Linked DNA regions of Homo sapiens: region 2 is linked to region 1. The links are chromatin loops, found by intact Hi-C in ENCODE. Cell type or tissue: GM12878. All regions are shown on one strand.

The links. A loop is a pair of places that touch in the nucleus more often than their neighbours do. Peaks named below come from ENCODE experiments on the same cell type or tissue, not always from the same donor. Only the 100,000 strongest peaks of a DNase experiment are listed, where the experiment ranks them.
Region 2: it touches region 1 in a loop (9-fold over the local background); 1 of 110 quality-filtered maps calls a loop at or near these places.

What each region holds. Positions count from the first base shown.
Region 1 is chr10:124,219,709-124,223,708 of GRCh38, reverse strand. No RefSeq gene overlaps it. Among named protein-coding and RNA genes, the nearest start is that of CHST15, 130 kb to the right of the region's middle. RefSeq lists enhancers at 1,937-2,116, 2,127-2,226. In GM12878, no CTCF peak of the experiment used is centred here; a DNase peak (open chromatin) is centred at 1,918; H3K4me3 peaks cover 787 bases; H3K27ac peaks cover 1,793 bases.
Region 2 is chr10:123,396,353-123,400,352 of GRCh38, reverse strand. All of the region lies in intron 6 of LINC02641 (long intergenic non-protein coding RNA 2641), which reads right to left. Among named protein-coding and RNA genes, the nearest start is that of LINC02641, 50 kb to the right of the region's middle. RefSeq lists an enhancer at 1,959-2,268. In GM12878, no CTCF peak of the experiment used is centred here; a DNase peak (open chromatin) is centred at 2,012; H3K27ac peaks cover 3,890 bases.

The sequences.
Region 1 (4,000 bases):
GTGTCATCAGTTTTCCTCACTTCAAAACCTCCCAGGTCAGGTGTCAAATGTCACTGATGCAGGAAAGTCAGCCAGGCAGTTCTGCCCCAAATCTGGGCATCTATAAAGAGGCCTGGGTAAGGGGGTGCAGGGTTATGCTGTGCCCTGTCATCACTGCCCTTGCGTGGTACCTCCCCTTACTGTCCAGGCTCTTCAGCTGTGCAAGGATGCCCAAGTGGCCGGGAGAGTGTCCGGACTGCCTGTCACACCACCTGGGTTGGACTCCTGGCCCAGCCTTGACTGCTTTGTGACTCCAGGCAGGAAACCTAATTGCTTTTGGCTTCCGTTCCCTCCACTGTAAAATGGGGATAAAGTGGTTCTCACCTCATAGGATTGAGGGATAAATGTGCTAATGCAGTTACAAGGTTTCGCACGAAACCTGGCACATAATGAGCTTTAATGCATGTTAGGTGCCAGGGATGTTGCTGGCAGCCAGCTGCATCGTCGTCAATCTCCCCCAATCCTCTCTTGCCTCAGGGTTTGCTCTTCATCCGAGGCTGGGATGGGATGGACTAGCTCTGGCCAGGACAGCGAGCTGCCTGAAAGTCACTCTCAGGAGCTCCCTGAACCCCCTGCAAGGCCTGCCTGGGTTATTGATACAGGCTCAGGTAATGGGCTCCCTGGGCTTGAATCCCAGCTCTGTGACTTATGAGCTTGGAACAGTGCTTTGCATAAATTAAGCACTCAGTATGTTTAGGAGTTGCTATGATGAAGCTCTGAAAATGGGCAAATCCTGGCTGCCTGGGGCTTGGGGGGCGGCGCCCTGAACACACTCCCTGTTACAGCTCATGCCTCACAAGATGCTGAGGTCTCCTGACTACGGAGCTCAAGGTGGAAGCCTCCAAGCGCCTCCAGCAGTGGGAGGGAGGGCAATACTTACCCTTTTCAAATGGCGTCCTCGGTAATTCCCACCAACACGCCTTGGGCCCACTGCCCCCACTCCCAGACAAGCTAAACTGCCCAGAGCTCTTGATGTTTTCTGTCCTGCTGTTTCCTTGCCTGGACGCCTGGTGAACTCAGCTGCGTCCATTCATGCAAATACCCTGACCCCATGAGGCTTCCCTTTGGGCCCTACACAGGGTGAATCTGTGAATCCCCCCCTTCCCTGGGCCACCTGGCCCTACGCTCAGGCCTCCCCACTGGACTGTGAGCAGCCTGAGGGCTGCTGGAACTGGGCCAACTCCTCCTCAAGGCTTGGTTGTGGTGCCCAGTGTGCAGGGACCCCGACAGACAAGGCGTGAGAGGCTGCATGAAATATACAAGAGACCGCGGTGCATCGCAGATGCTGATCTGTGTGTCTGTCCTGGGCTGTGAGCCCCTGAGGGGCAGAGACCCACTTCTCTGTATCTTGGAGTCCCTGCATCTTCTGACAGAAAGCAGGGGCTAAGAGATGCTGGTGAAAATGGACTTGAGTGGATGACTGGGGCTGTGAGGGTTGCTGGACACCGGGCATGCCTCGGCGGAGAGGTGGAGGGGACAGCGAGCGGCAGTCCCCCTGCCTGCGCGGTCGGATGTATGTTCACTCCTACAGAAACCACATCACCAAGGGGGCTCTGGGGTTGAAATTCCTGAAGGAAACCAGAGATTGTTTTACAAAAATACCCTTTCAAAAATAGCAGCTGTTTTTACTTTGCTTCTGAAAGGCGGCGGAGGGCAGCTTCCTGATTTGGAAAGACAAATGTTTGTGCAGCCTGGGGAGTGAGGGGCTGGGCGACGGGGGGCTCTGGCCAGGGGCCCAGGGGCCCCTTGTGTTTTGGGAGGAGTCCTAGGGGACCATGTAGGTGTGGACATCCGACTCAACGTGCAGCCCTGGCAGTGTGCGGTAACCAGTGACACGTAGAATACTTTTTAAAAAAGTCCTTTCTGACCACATCCTCTGACCCTCGCACCTGGAAACTGGAAGAGAAACAGGCCCCTTTTTAACTGTTAGGTTTCCCTGGTCAGAAATGACTCATCTCGTTCTTTCTGGAGACTTGGAAGTTAGAATGTATGGAAGGATGAATGAAGCGCTGCTGACTTTGGGGGCTCCTCGAGAGGGAATGCCATGGTCCCCAGAGAGTGACTTGGTTGGTGATAGGGCCATGTGGTTCCTCTCTCCTCAGTGAGGGAAGCCTCCTCCTCTCCCTCCCACTGGGTAGCCACATGGTTAAGAGAGCTCCAGGCTCTCACAAGCTGAGGTGTGAGTCCCAGTCCTATTACTTCCTAGCCGTGAGGTCTTGGTCAGGGATAACTTATGCCCCCGGCCTCATTTCCTTTATCTGTAAAGTGGAAATGACAAGCATCCTGGCCTGATAGGGTGCTTGCCAGGAGGACACAAACACAGGCCTGGAAATCGCTCATTTCACCTCCCAGCAGCCCTGTGGGATGGTTACTCTGATTTTCCCCATGGGGAGAATGAAGCTCAGAAGGTTATGCTGGAGAACCACTGTGGGGGGCTCCATTCGTCTCCGCAGCCCCAGGTCTTCACCGCCCTCCTGAAGCCAGCATGTGGCCCCTACGTCACAGGTGGGAATGGCAGCTCTGAGCAGCCCAGGACACACTTAGGGCTGTGTGTCCTGGCAAGGAGCTGGAAGGGAGCCCTCTCCTTGGCTGGGCTCTCCCACAGGCACGATTATGACCGCAGGTTCCGGGGCCTGCCCTTCCTTCCAGATGCGCAGGTGCCAGGCTCCACGTGGTCAGCGGCGCTCCTCCATGAGCAGGGGGCTGGAGTGGATACTTTTCCTTCTCTTTTCTGCCTCTTCCAAAGCTTCTGCCTCAGACTACACTATATTGTGGTTAGAAAAACAAAAACAATAAATGTCATTTAGAAAAAATAGCACTTGCTAAGCACTTTTGCTTTCTGTTTGTGTTTGGGACTCACAGAAGTCAGTTTGGCATGAGGCTGCTGGGACTTTGGTGGGGGCTTCAGGCCACCACGTGGTAGGTGGGAGCCCCTGGGCTGCAGAAGCTGGGTGCAGGGCTGGCAGAGGGCGGAAGGGGGCCTTCCCCATCATGGATACGATCTGCAGAGATCTGCAGGGATCGAGCCTGCAGGGACCGAGAGGCACCCATGCCTCAGCAGGGAGTCAGGCGGGAAGCTCAGCATTTGTGTCTGTAATCCAGCTCCTTCTCTCCACTGTTTTTCTGGAATTATTCCCACCTCCTCCACTTTGTCTTTAGGGACACTGCTTCATCTCATCCCCTACTTCTGTTGGGGCTACTAAGTATAAAACCTTAACTCCTTGGTCAGAGATTGGGACATTTGACCTAACTCTTTTGCTTCTGTGGATATTTTGACCCCAAAGTCATTTTGAATGTCAGCATTTTAACCAGAATTACCCAACAGTGATGAGTTTTCATCTAGAAAGTATCAGAATTCCAGCGGGGACCCCATTAAGCTGATGTAATCCCTCTATCAATTTTCTATACAGCGCAGTTAAGCCATTCCTGATGTTTCCATTTCCATTTTGCTGAAATTATTTTCATAGGGATCAATTTTTTTTTTTTTTGCATTTAGAATCTTACAGCAGAGATTTGCTTCTTAAATCACTTTTCGTCCATATCAAACTACTAATCGCAGCTTCTACCATCACGAGCGGCCACGGGTTCCATCCAGTACTGTTTTCCTGGGTGAAGTCATAATTGGTGTTGTTTGAGTTGATGCATAAGGAAATAGCAATTTCTGTAAGGCAGGGAGATGGCGGGGGAGAAAGAGTGGAGGAGGGGCAGAGAGAAGGAGCAGGCGTCCCAGAGGGGGACAGGGAGGAGGACAGAAGGGTCCCTGGGCAGAAATTGGGTGGCCACTGACTGGAAGGATGCAGGAGGAGGGAGCAAAGGTCAAAGTGCCCACTTGGCCACAGGATCATCGCATGGCACCATCCTGGTCAAAGACTGCCCTCCTCCCCCTGTTCTGGTTCAGGGCATACTAGCCGGCACCAATGGGGCGGTGTGTTGTGACTAGGTACGTGGGATGGAAGATGAG
Region 2 (4,000 bases), 820 kb after region 1:
AGGAGAGGAGGCTGGGGAGATGATGGAGGGTGTCTCAGGATTGTACCCCAGATTTAATTTATAGAGGCAATTGAGTGACAAGAGAGAGAACCACGAGGTGAAGGACTGGACAGGGCCAAGACACAAAGAGTGAGGCAGAAGCCTAGGCCAGCAGAGCCCTCATTGTGGTTTCCTCAGGAAAGGCCAGGCCAGGCAGAGGAAACAGCCCAGGACCAGCTAGTCTGAATCGTGTTGGGGGACCTCTGGACTCTGGGGTGGTCTCTAGATGCTCGGTATCTGGTTCAGGGGTGGTTTAGGGCAGGGGAAATATTGGTTAGTGTGTGAGTGAGATAGAGAAGGTGAGTGGAGAATGGGCCCTGGACTGGTTGGTTACATGTGAGTGGTGGTGGGCTTGCAGGCAATTTGCTTTCTGGCCAGTAAGGTCCCCAAGATGTCAAAGCATCATAAAATATAGAAAATACCAAACATGATTCATTCCTAGGGGTCCAGAGCGTGCAGGGCCTCACAGGCCACGGGGAAGAGCTGGAATCCCCTCTCAAGGATATAGAAGCCTGTAGATGGGGAGATCTATCTGGGAGTGGCTGAGAAGCTACGGAGGGAGGCTGCCTGTGAGCTGAGTCCAGAGACAAGGGCAGGGACGGGAGGCGCAGGAAGAGGGGGGTAGTGGGAACAAGGACTGTAGGGCGTGACTGTGCATCAGGAAGGGCGAAGGGTCTCGGGGTGTGTGGTCGGGTCAGCAGTGGGAAGTGGAGGCAGGAGCTGGGTTGCAGAGGGCTTGCCTGGAGGGTCGTGGTTGAGATTGAAACCATAGCTCTGAGGCCCAAGAATCAGCTGTCAGAAGTCCCCAGGTTGGAGAGTGGCTGATCAGATCTTTCCACTGCAGGTTATGATTCTTTCTTTTACGTTCTATGGTTGAGCTATACCTTCTCCCTCCGGGACCCTGAGAATTCCTGAGGCCAGAGCCAGTTCTTGTCTCAACTGTGAATCCCCCTTAAACCAGGCCCCATGGCTGTGTGCTTTACACGCGTTAGGTCACATTGTGTCACTTCAGCCCCTGCCAGTGCTCTGGGATAGGCACAGTCTCTGCCTTTATTGAAGGTAACTAAAGCTCAGAAAGTAAATCATGTGCCTAAGGCCACAGAGCTAATATAACACGGAGTCAAGACTCAGACGCACCCAGTGGTGTCCCCGTGAATGTTTAGCCAGTTCTCTGGGAAAAGAGAACTGATTGTTAGTGTTTGCCAATTTCTGTGGTGTAAATACTCCCACCATGGCTGATTCCAAGCTGCCAGCATGAGCTCATGGAAGGCAGAGTTGGGGAGCAACCATTATACAGTATTTCCACCAGAAGGATATTACAGACATAAATAACCTCAAAAGCATAGATCAAGAGTTGGCAAACTTGACCTGGGCTATGGGCCAAATCTAGTGCTACATGTTTATAAATAGTTTTACAGGAGTACAGCCATGCCCATTCTTTGATGCATTGTCTGTGGCTCCTTTTACCTTAAAACAGCAGACCTGAATAGTGTGTCAGAGACAAGAAAGCCTAAAATACTTACTATCTGCACTTTCATAGAAAAACTTTGGAAACCTCTGATACAGATGGTAATACAATGTTATAAAATAATTAGAAAATGATGAGTTTTGAGTATTTATTTTCTGTTTTTGATATAATTTATTTAATTGCAATTTTCTACAATTTCATTTTTAATATATGTTTAAAAACCAGCTGCAAAACACTTACAAATTTAGCAATCCGCTTTTGCAAGCTGGAAATATCCCACTCCGGCACACCACTGAATTACGTCTGCCTCCAAATCATGTGCTCTTTTCTTGACACATTTTCTGAATGAATGAAAGCATGCATGCATGAACAGACAAGTGGTCAGACCGAAAGAGAAGGGCCCTTGGCCTGCATGTTGGGAAATGTTGCAGACTTCAGCAAGAGCACAGATGCCTTCACCAAAGGCCTGATGACTGTAAGAATGAAACTCAGCTGACCTATTTAAAGCAGTTAGAGGAAGAATGGAGACTTAGCAGGTGAGAGAGGGAAACTAGAGAAGGGGCCTTCATAGGGCAATCAGGCCTAATTTTCCACGAGCAGAACCAGGATCAACAGGGCACCACAAAAGGTCTGTGTCCACCTCAGTGCAAGGCCTGTAGGCCCCATTGTCAATAGAAATGAAAGTCTAATTAATAGACACTGTTTTGCCCCATGCTGAATGCACTAAAATCTAACTTGGTTCTTTAAGAAGTGGAGGAGCAGAAGTGGCTTGTGTGAGGACCTTAAATTTTTCTTTAGTAGAAACCTTTATGCCTAACAGGAAATCATTTGAAGTGAAAATCACATAAGCAGAATTATCAGGTCTAAGAGCATGTGACTTGACCCTGTCTTTGGCAAGGGCTGTCTTGGGAATAAAGATGCCTACACTTGAGGTGCTATGCACAAACACAAACACACACATGCACACATTCACACAAATACACACACACACACACACACACACACACACACACACACACACACGCCACGTTAATACTGGGCCTGCCTATTCCCCCCAGTCATGATAGTTCCTGTTGCTTCTCACCCTATTCTATCCCCCTAAAAATACCCCGACACAGTGAAAGACACAGGCCAGAAGTTGAACACACGCTACAGAACCCTGAAAGGGAGATGGGGGCCTTAGAGAAGGCAGAGGACATTTGCAGAATCCTGAGCATGCTGGGAAAGGATGGTCGCACAGCTATTCCCCAAGATTATTCGGTGTGGCTTTTCGGGTACTGGCCCAGCCAAGAGGTTCAACTGAAAGAGAAAGAGAATTTCCAGTTTTGGGTTGTGTGTTTTTTTTGTTTTGTTTTTGTTTTTGTTTTTTTGCCAGGACACTTTCCCCTTGTCCTTGCTTTGCCCTTTCCTGTTGTGGAGGGGGCCACTCTCTGGCTTCAAGATGTGCCTCCTCTCTGTGGACCTGCACTGCACCTTGGATGGGACACCCAAAGCTGCTTGTCCCCAGGCAATTTTGCCTTCAGATGTCCTCAGCCATGACAGCCTGGTGCCCAAGCCCACTCAGGTGCCACCCTGCCATCTCACCAGCTTATCCTGGGGCACTCCCTACAGGGAAAACACACAGACAAAGGGCACCTTAGCTCCCTGGCCCTGGACTGCAGGGGCTGTCATTGGAGCCCTGCACATACGTGAGCCATGGATGCATCTTCACAAAACCACAGTCAGAAGGAGAAGGGGACTAGCCCAAGGTCACTCCATTGAGTTGAAGTAAAACCAGGCCAGGACTCCAGGTCTCCTGTCTGCCAGGCCTCCCAGAAACCAAACAGAACCCAGCTGCCAGGAGGAAATTGTCCTCTCCCTTCCTACTTTCATATTTTTCACTAATGATGGACGTCATCAACACAAACTTTCAAAACAATACAAAGGGCACAGTTATTGTTTCTTATGGAAGGGGTGAGAAGGAAAGAGAAACTTTATACATAATAATTTTTGCTATCAAATGAGAGATGCCGGTGACAAGCAGAGGCCAGAGTGTGGCACATTTAATTTAAGCCGTGGCAGCGAGGGGCAGCCTCCATTACAGCCATAATAAATTACATACAAGTGCCACCGAACAATAACAAAAACTGTGGGCCATCTATTTCAGTTCCATTTACAAGAAATCAATATCAATACTTAATGCAATACTGGTGAAAAATGAGCAGAGATACAGAAAGCATAATAAACCAGGAATGGAAGCCTCTCAGCATTTCACTTTGGAAGAAAAAACTAACTGTCTATATTTTCATGTTAAGGGATATTTCATTGAAACCATGCGCTGGAGGTATGAGGGTTTTCCAGATCTAACTTTAAAATATCCTCTTTATTTAATTAAGAAAGTTATTTAAACAGTCTATTTCTAGCTGGATAAAACTCATATGTATGGAAAGAGGCATTTCATCTTTCCCAATGCATTGGGCATCTTTCACCAAATTTTCTTTCTTGTAATAGCCT